Regions from separate parts of the Homo sapiens genome. Here region 1 is linked to region 2. A link is an interaction called in ENCODE POLR2A ChIA-PET data of the cell type or tissue named here. Cell type or tissue: HepG2. All regions are shown on one strand. Each heading gives the region's core, and the rest is flanking DNA. Links, peaks and the distances in the headings are about the cores only.

Evidence for each region. ChIA-PET counts read pairs that join two places held together with the same protein. Peaks named below come from ENCODE experiments on the same cell type or tissue, not always from the same donor. Only the 100,000 strongest peaks of a DNase experiment are listed, where the experiment ranks them.
Region 1: POLR2A ChIA-PET joins it to region 2 with 5 read pairs; 5 of 35 experiments call an interaction of 5 or more read pairs at or near these places.

What each region holds. Positions count from the first base shown.
Region 1 is chr2:62,483,479-62,487,876 of GRCh38, forward strand. It overlaps a transcript of TMEM17 not described here. Among named protein-coding and RNA genes, the nearest start is that of TMEM17, 21 kb to the right of the region's middle. In HepG2, for the core only: no CTCF peak of the experiment used is centred there; a DNase peak (open chromatin) is centred at 2,593.
Region 2 is chr2:62,563,274-62,567,671 of GRCh38, forward strand. No RefSeq gene overlaps it. Among named protein-coding and RNA genes, the nearest start is that of TMEM17, 59 kb to the left of the region's middle. In HepG2, for the core only: no CTCF peak of the experiment used is centred there; a DNase peak (open chromatin) is centred at 2,218.

The DNA of each region.
Region 1 (4,398 bases), core at 259-4,258, 80 kb before region 2:
GAGGCCTTGAACAGACAAAGCAAATAGATGATTAAGGTGAAGTTCATTCTAGTCAGTCCCCCAAATCCTAAACCCTAGATATTAAGTTGCTACCTTATTTTTATGTATTTCCCAGGATACATTTTTTTTTTTTTTTTTTTGAGACAAGTTCACTCTTGTCACCCAGGCTAGAATGCAATGGCAGGATCTCAGCTCACTGCAACCTCCGCCTCCTGGGTTCAAGTAATTTTCCTGCCTCAGCCTCCTGAGTAGCTGGGATTACAGGCACGTGCCACCGCGCCCGGCTAATTTTTGTATTTTTAGGAGAGACAGGGGTTTCACCACGTTGGCCAGGCTGGTCTTGATCTCCTGACCTCAGATGATCCACCTGCCTCGGCCTCCCAAAGCACTGGGATTACAGGTGTGAGCCACCACACCCGGCCTACGATACAGATTTGAAAGTGTTCCTTCCCATTCCAGCATCCAGTCACCTCACAAGGAAAGGAGAGTTTCTCTATGACTAAGTTAAAATTTCCTGCCTTAGCTCTTCAAACAAGTGGAAAAAATCTGGTCTTCACTCAACAGTTATCACCATTTTAAAGCCTAAAGCCACTCTTCACCATTTTCCCTTCAAAGCTTAAGAAAGTTAATTTCACTTTTATTGCATTTTTCAAAGTTTCATTTCCCAATGATTTGGTTGGTGTCTTTCCAGACCATCTGCAGGGCCCTCTTTCTCTAGAGCAGCACCATCCATTAGAACTTTCTGCAATGGTGGGAACCTATATCTGCGCTTTCCTGTTCCAGGGGTTAGGGGATGTTCCCATTGAACAGTTGGGATGCATATGAGCCTCCTGTCATTTTTAGCATGGGCCCCTTCTCAGGGTTCCTGGGAGCAGCTCCGATTCCAGCTATGCCACACTCTGATTGGCTGCCATGTTCCTGCTGGACCTACTGTCTTGCTGTCTTTCTCTTATCAGCCACTATCAGCCACAGGAGACTGCTGAGCATTTGAAATGTGGTGTGTGTGACCAAGGAACTGAATTTAAACTTTTATTTACATTTAATTAATTTTTAAATTAAAAATGGTCACATGGAGCTAGCAGCTAACTTCCCCAATTACATGCAGTGCACCCATGTTCTGGTCTTGTTTCTAGCCTCCCAAGGATTATCCTTGCTCTTCTAAGACCTGCTGACTTTCGTTCAGTTTGTGGCCCACTAAGACCCTTTACGTTATGTAAACTCTTCATGGTTTCCAGCTTCTATTTGAGGGTTTTGATATGTTCTCATGGCTTCAAGTCTGTATTTGTCACTACTGAAATCCTGTTTTTACTCCTGTTTTCCATATTGTTTGGAATAGTTCAGCTTTGACCAAAATGGATGGTCATACTATAGAGTGAGCTGGTGGAGAATTACATAAAAATTCCTCAGACAAGCAGAATGAGATATAAATGAAGAGCAGTCATGGCTTTCCCAACTAATTCATAATTTTTTTGTTTTTTGAGACAGGGTTTCACCTGTCACCCAGGCTGGAGAGCAATGGCATGATCTCAGCTTACTGCAACCTCCGCCTCCCAGGCTCAAGGAATCCTCCCACCCTAGCCTCCTGAGTAGCTGGGACTACAGGTGTGTGCCAACACGCCCGGCTAATTTTTTGGGTAATTTTTGTAGAGATGGGGTTTCACCATGTTGTGCAGGCTGGTCTTGAACTCCTGGCTCAAGTGATCCTCCTGCCTTGGCCTCCCAAAGTGCTAGGATTATAGGCATAAGCTACCACGCCCAGCTTGATTCATAATGTCTATTGCATCAGAGGATGCCATTGCTGTAAAAGTGGGGAAATGATAACATTGATTAGACTTCTACATTCCCTTATTTCTTCCCCCACTTCTTTCTCCCGAAAACCTACTTCCCTGATTGTCCTGCTTGTATATGTATTATCTTACTCTAGTCTTTGGAAATATTATCTCAAACTGGCCTTTCTAATTCTCAGAGGAGATGATAAAACTTCAACAAAAATATTCATGCAATGGAAGTAGCTCAAAAGGTCTAATAATGAGTATATTTTCCACCACGACTTTGCCCTTTTATAGTCTTATTGGCCTGTGCTTTTGACCTTGCTTTATACAACAGAAGAGTGGGACGCAGCTTTTAATATAAGATACAGGTTCTAAGACCCAAGAGATCAGGAAGTATACCTTTAATTTGATTAACACAATGTATCCTTTTAGCAGTTTTACTGCTCAAACTTAGTAAAATGTGAAAACCTACTGAAAGTTGATTTTGGAGACACCAACAGAAGACAACTGGTTATTTGCTGTCATTCTTTGGCACCGCTGAATTATGCTTGTCTCATGTTCAGTGTCTGCCCCAATCAGTGAACGGTGCTCCTGAACAGCCCCAAGAATCCTAGTCCCTCCACCCTCTTGTACAGAGCCAGTGCCTGTGTCATTTCAAGAAGATTTGCACGGAATTGACCTTACAAAGTGAATGTTTAATTTTAAAAACTGTGCTTTTTTTTCCCCCATTTCCATTTTAGTAAGCAGACCAGATGCTTTGCCAAATTTACCCTCAGCTAATTGCATAGTTCAATGTCCTGAAATGTGCCCTTGTTTGCTTAAAACCTGCTGATTTGCAAAAGAAATCGTTCCAGGAATGTGGGTCAGAGTGGACGCTCCTGTGGAAGCTGAATTGACCAGGAAAGAATGGTTCAGGCCTGGCTGGGGTGCTGGGTGCCTGTAAATCTGCAGGAATAGGGGACCCTCCAGGGCAGGATTTTCATTCTAATGATAAGGCTGCTGGAGGTGAGGGAGAACTGGGGCCTGAAGATGTGGACAAAAATCAGTTTGGCTCTGATCCACCTTTGGAATTCCCCTCAAGCTTTATATCTTGAGCAGGCTTTGGGTCAAGACTGAAATAGAATGTTAATGCACAGCCAGAGGAAAACAATTTTAAAATCTGGCATTTGCTCTGCCTCTGTCCCTGGAGGCCCTCTGATGAGATGTATGTGAAGTAGGAATGATCTTCCAGCAAGAATAGAATAAGAATGAAGTTGCTCAGTTACTTTTCCCTGTTTGTGAATCTGGAACCTGACTCACAGAGGTGTTCCTGGGCATTTGGCCCTAGGGGATTTGGTAGACTCTTGGCTAGCTCCAACTCCTGCTAACAGGGAAATTAGTTTGGAGAAGCCTGGAGGAGACTGAAAATAGAGGGAATGAAAAGAGACAAAGTGGATGCTGTTCTAGTGGAAGGGACAGGATGCAAGGATCATCTGCCTACTTTGGTAACAGTGGTGGTGTTCCCATCGAATATATGGGACAGATATGAGCTTCCTGTCATTTTTAGCATGGGCCCTTACTCAGGTATCCCAGGGACAGCTCCAATCCCAGCTACATCACTCTCAGGTTGGCTGCTGTGCTCCTGCCGGACCTGCTGTCTTTCTCTTGTGGATGCGCTTTGCTGATCTACAAGGCAGACACTGGGGGGTAAAGGGGGTGATGTGGGGTCGGGGAGCTGCTCAGTGTATTTCACTCAGCTCTCAGAATCCATCTAGAACTTGTTTCAGTCCTTGGAAGTTCAATCATCTTAATAATTGTGTTAGTTTCCAATGGCTATGTAACAAATTACCACAAACTTAGTGGCTTAAAACCATGCATATTTATTATCTTATAGTCCTGGAGGTCAGAAGAACAAAATGGATCTCACTGGTCTAAAATCAAGGTGTCAGCAGGGCTGTGCATCTTTCTGGAGGCTCAAGGAGAATCCATTTTCTTACCTTTTGCCACCACATTCCTTGTTTCATGGCCTGTTCCTTCTTCAAAGCCAGTCATAGCTGGTCGGGCCTTTCTCACATCACATCACTCTGACATTCACTCTTCTGCCTCCCTCTTCCTCATTTCGGTTCTCTTGTGATTGCATCGGATAATCCAAGATACTCTCCTTATTTTAAAGTCAGCTGAATGGCAAGCTCAGTTCCATCTGCAAACTGGATTCCCTTTTGCATGTAACCTATTCACAGTTTCTAGGGATTAGGATGTAGACATCTCTAGGGGATCATTATTCTGCCCACCATGATAATAAGCCCTCACTTTTTTAAAAGCCCTTTTAAATACCTCATTTGACCCTAAAAATGCCTGTGAAACAGGTGAATGGGTGGGATTATCCCCTTTAATGGATAAAGAAGCTAAAGTATGAGTCAAAAAAATTAAAATAAAAAAATAAAACTTGCACAGGCCCCACTCCAAGTTTACTTTGTTTGTTCGAGACGAAGTCTCGCTCTGTCGCCCAGGCTGGAGTGCAGTGGTGCGATCTCGGCTCACTGCAACCTCCACCTCCCAGGTTCAAGCAATCCTCCTGCCTCAGCCTCTGAATAGCTGAGATTACAGGCTCATGCCACCATGCCCGGCTAATTTTTGTATTTTTAGT
Region 2 (4,398 bases), core at 314-4,313:
GTCTCACATATACAGATGCCTATCTTCTTCTTCTGTGGATAAAAGTGACCCGGTAAGTGCTAACCTCATGATGCCTTAATCACAAACACTGCTCCTTTGAAATATCTAAGTTTTTACATTTCGGTATAGAGAGGTGATGGTCTTGCAACATCAGTTTACCATTGGAGTTATTCAAACAAATTGATTTTAATTGAATTTAATTTTGAAAACATCATGACATTCTTAAATGAGAGGGAGAGAAAAGGACTATCATTCACTTGCAATTATTTTTCTCATCCTTATTTTCTCTGTTTCTAATAGCACATATAGATGATAAAGTTCCAACTCTAAAAAAGTTGAGGAATCACTGACCTACAGCAAAGTGACATTAAAATAGATTCATATTTGCAATGCCTCGTATGTTTCTCCTCATGTATTTTCTTCTCACACTTTCTGCCCACATTTTTGAGAAAACGATTATAAATAAATACAAATTTTTGTGCCCAAATAGTTCCCCTCCTCACATTTTGCTTTCTGCTTTCTAGCGGAGGCATTTGAAGTGTCCTTGCAAGAGCAGAAAGTGAAGTAGAAGGAGGCAGGAGGAAGCACGTATGTAAGTATTCACTTGTAGTTTGGTCAGGTTGCACTCACTTGTGAAGGAAAGAACAGGTGAGTACAACCTGACCAAGCTATAAATCACAGGACTGTTGGTTTTCCTGTTCTATATGGACATTCATCCACCTGAGCTGGAGTCAGGGCTTTCTTTTTCTGGAGCGATTCCAAATAGAAACTGAAAAGGAGGCCAGGCATGGTGGCTCATGCCTATAATCCCAGCTATTTGGGAGGCGAAGGCAGGTGGATCACCTGAGGTCAGGAGTTCCAGACAAGCCTGGCAATATGGCGAAACCCTGTCTCTACTAAAAATACAAAAATTAGCTGGGCATGGTGACATGTGCCTGTAGTCCCAGCTACTGAGGCAGGAGAATCGCTTGGACTTGGGAGGCGGAGGTTGCAGTGAGCCAAGATAGCGCCACTGCACTCCAGCCTGTATGACAGAGAGAGACTCCATCTCAAAAGAAAAAAAAAACTTAAAAAGAGAGACAGAGAGAAAAAGAGGGGCAGGGGGGAAGGGAGATGGAGGAGAAGAGGAGAAGGAGGAAAAGGAGAAGGAATGAGAGAGAAAAGGACTATGATTCACTTGCAATTATTTTTCTCATTCTTATTTTCTCTGTCTCTAAAAACATATGTAGTTCATTCAACAGGCATATTTTCAGTGCTAAGGGTCAGGCATTATGCTGAAATCAGGTAACTCAAAGGAGACAGGGCGGATCCAGTTCTGCTCTCTTGGCACTTTCAGTTTAGTGGAGACGACAGACACCAGAAAAATGATTGTACAAATATATCATTACAAAATGTGACAAGTTCTATGAAGATAAGAACATAAGCATGAGCATAAGTAATAAAGGGACTCAAAATAGCCTGGGAAGGCCTGCCTTCTCTGAGAAAGTGATATGTTGAGCTGAAAGTGAAGGATGCGAAGATACAGTCCTCTCTCCATGGGGAGAGAGGAATCGAGGAGGACCTTGGAGTGGGAGAGGTGGGTCCTGTTCAAGGAACCAGAGCCCAGAAGGGTCTTGGGAGGGCAAGGATGTTCTGAGAGGAGCTGGAGAACTGGGTCAGACCTGCAGGGCCTTGCAGGCCACATGAATGATTCCTCCCTTTATCTTGTGAGCATTGGAAAGCCACTGAAGGGTTCTAAATGGAGGTGGGGAGGGGGCTGGGGGTAACATGATCACACAGTACTTCTAACAGCTCCCTGTGGTTGCTGTCTGAGAGCAGATTGAAGGATTGTTCATGAAGGTAAGGATGAGATGTGGATTCTTGCCCCACTTGCCCAGACACGGGATGACTGAGGCAATGGATTGACGTTATCCAGTTCTTGGTTTCCTAATGAGTTTAATCGTGTCTGTTATACCCAGCTTACACGATTGCTGTGAGATTCAGATAAAATGGTGGATAGGTGTTTTGAAGAAGCTCAAAGTGAGACACAAATACAAAAATTAATTTAGAATGGCAAAGCCCCACATAGCGAAGCTTCTGTGGTAATAATTACAACAAAACAGCTACCACTTATTAAACACATATTTTGCAGTTAGTCCTCACAGTAACAATATGAGAAAGGTATTACTGGGCCTAATTTAGAGCTGAGCAAACAGACTTAGTAAGTTAAACAATTTTCCCAAGGTCGCAGCTGCCTAGCATTAGAACTAGGATTCAAACCCAGCTGTGGCTGACTCTTAACCCACATCTCAAATCACTCTTCTTACATCTTCAATGTTTTTCTCTTAATTGATCACATTTGTTGTGAGAACTACAGAAAGAATAAGTGCTTAAAATGGTAACTCATTTTGCCCTCACATCCTGTTTATGAATATTCCTTAGCTGGACAACTGGAACGATAGCAGATAAGAGCTGAATGTCAACAAGTAAGCAAGTCAAGCTCTTCACTAGACTTGAGAGAGACTGGATAATACTTTAGGAGTGAAACAGATGGTTATGATTATTCTGTGTTATTTACATGGCACCAAGGAAGTTTGATTAAATAAAAAATTTGTTTCATTTGAATGTTTTGGCAAAAATGCTGTCATCCAGACAAGCAGAATAGGACAGATACCCACACACATACACACATACACACACACACACACACACACATTCACAATGGAATTAGTATATACATTATAAATACTAGTTTGGAGAGAGATATATATATATATCCACAGTGGAACTTGGCCTGGTATATATATATCCGCAATGGAATTGGGTCTGGTTTCTGAGCTTTGGACTATTCATGAGCTTAAATTTACAGCAAAGGGTCAAATATCAGAAATTCTAAGTTGTCATATACTCCTGCTTCCTTACACCAAACTAAGCCAGTTTTGATGAAAAAAAAAAATTGTGTGATATGGAGTATAGATAAAAGAGCAAACAGACTTCTTTTAATAACACGAGATTTAGGAATTAAACATAGCAGGCAGAAGATCCTGTAGGAATTTCAAGTGATATTTTACGATGGTTCACTAAAGGATGTTTTAAGCCTTGGTTTACATAGCATGCTACTTTATATAGCACTCTTTATTCTTGGGATCCCTGCAAGAGGAGATATTGTATTGATATAGATAATCATCTCTGCTTCCTTCCTATCTGGCCACGTGGGAAGGGAATAAACAAAAATAATATCTAGCTTATAGGAGAAGTAGGAAAGAAGTTTTAGAAGAGTATAAAGGCCAATATAAAAAAGAAATGTGAGGTAGTGAATATTTTGAGTAGGACAATCTTATATAATGGATCTCCTAAAAGATAAATACAAGTTGAAAATGTATCTGAATGTTTTAACAGAACTTTCTAAGAATTACTAATGTTATGGCCTTTTCAAGGAAATATCTACCACATTTTATAAAATACCCAAAGGTCTTATATTCATTTATCATTTACTCTTCTTTTAATTATATAATTAGTGGTTGTTCTATTCATTACACATTTATGAAGCATATGCCAGAGACTTTGGGCATTTAAAAGCTACAAAAAGACAGAATTCTTGCCCTTGGCTGCTTAACATTTGGTTGGAGGGGCCAGATATCTAATATGATTACAGGACAAAAGCAATACAACAGCTCAAAAACAAATCCCAGCCTTCTCTGAACAAGGAGTTATAATGGTTTAGAGTTTGTTGTAACCAGATCACTTGCTCTCTAACTTTTTAAATGTTTGTTTCTACTTGAGAGGAAGTACTGATATATATACAGCAGGAGGAATTAGTAACAAAACAAACACCATCTCGTCCTGCTAAAATATAGTCTAAAGCTATTCTGTTATTTAACACTACTTGTATTAATGAAAAAAAAGGGTTTTTTTTTTTCCATTTAGTAAGACAGGTGCTATGAAGATATTGGCCATATGACATTGAGGCCACAAGCTGGGGAGAGCTGAACTGCAACATTTCATAGAGTAAATAATTTGAAGTTCTTGGTTCAATCCAGAATAGAGTGGGTGAAGATAAAGAACAGAAGGAGAGAAGAGCCAGTGAGATAAAAGGGAGCTGGTGTTAGACTAAGGCCCCTATGATGCTTACATGCCATCTTGAAATAGTTTGCATCCTTGTGACTCAAATTCTTCTTTCTCTCACTCTTCCCCAGGTGCTGTCTGTAGTATTTTACTCTTTTGAAGGATGCTTTATGCAGAGGAGTAGTTTGTTGTTGTTGTTATTATTGTTTGTGTGTGTAACTGTCAAAGAAGGAGCTGAGTTTTATATAATGGATCTTAAAGAGGGCACCTAAGGGAGCAGGAGGGAGAGGAGGCCCTGAGAACCTATGGCTCAGAGGAGCCCCCAGAAATGTTAGAGGATCATGACTATGAAAT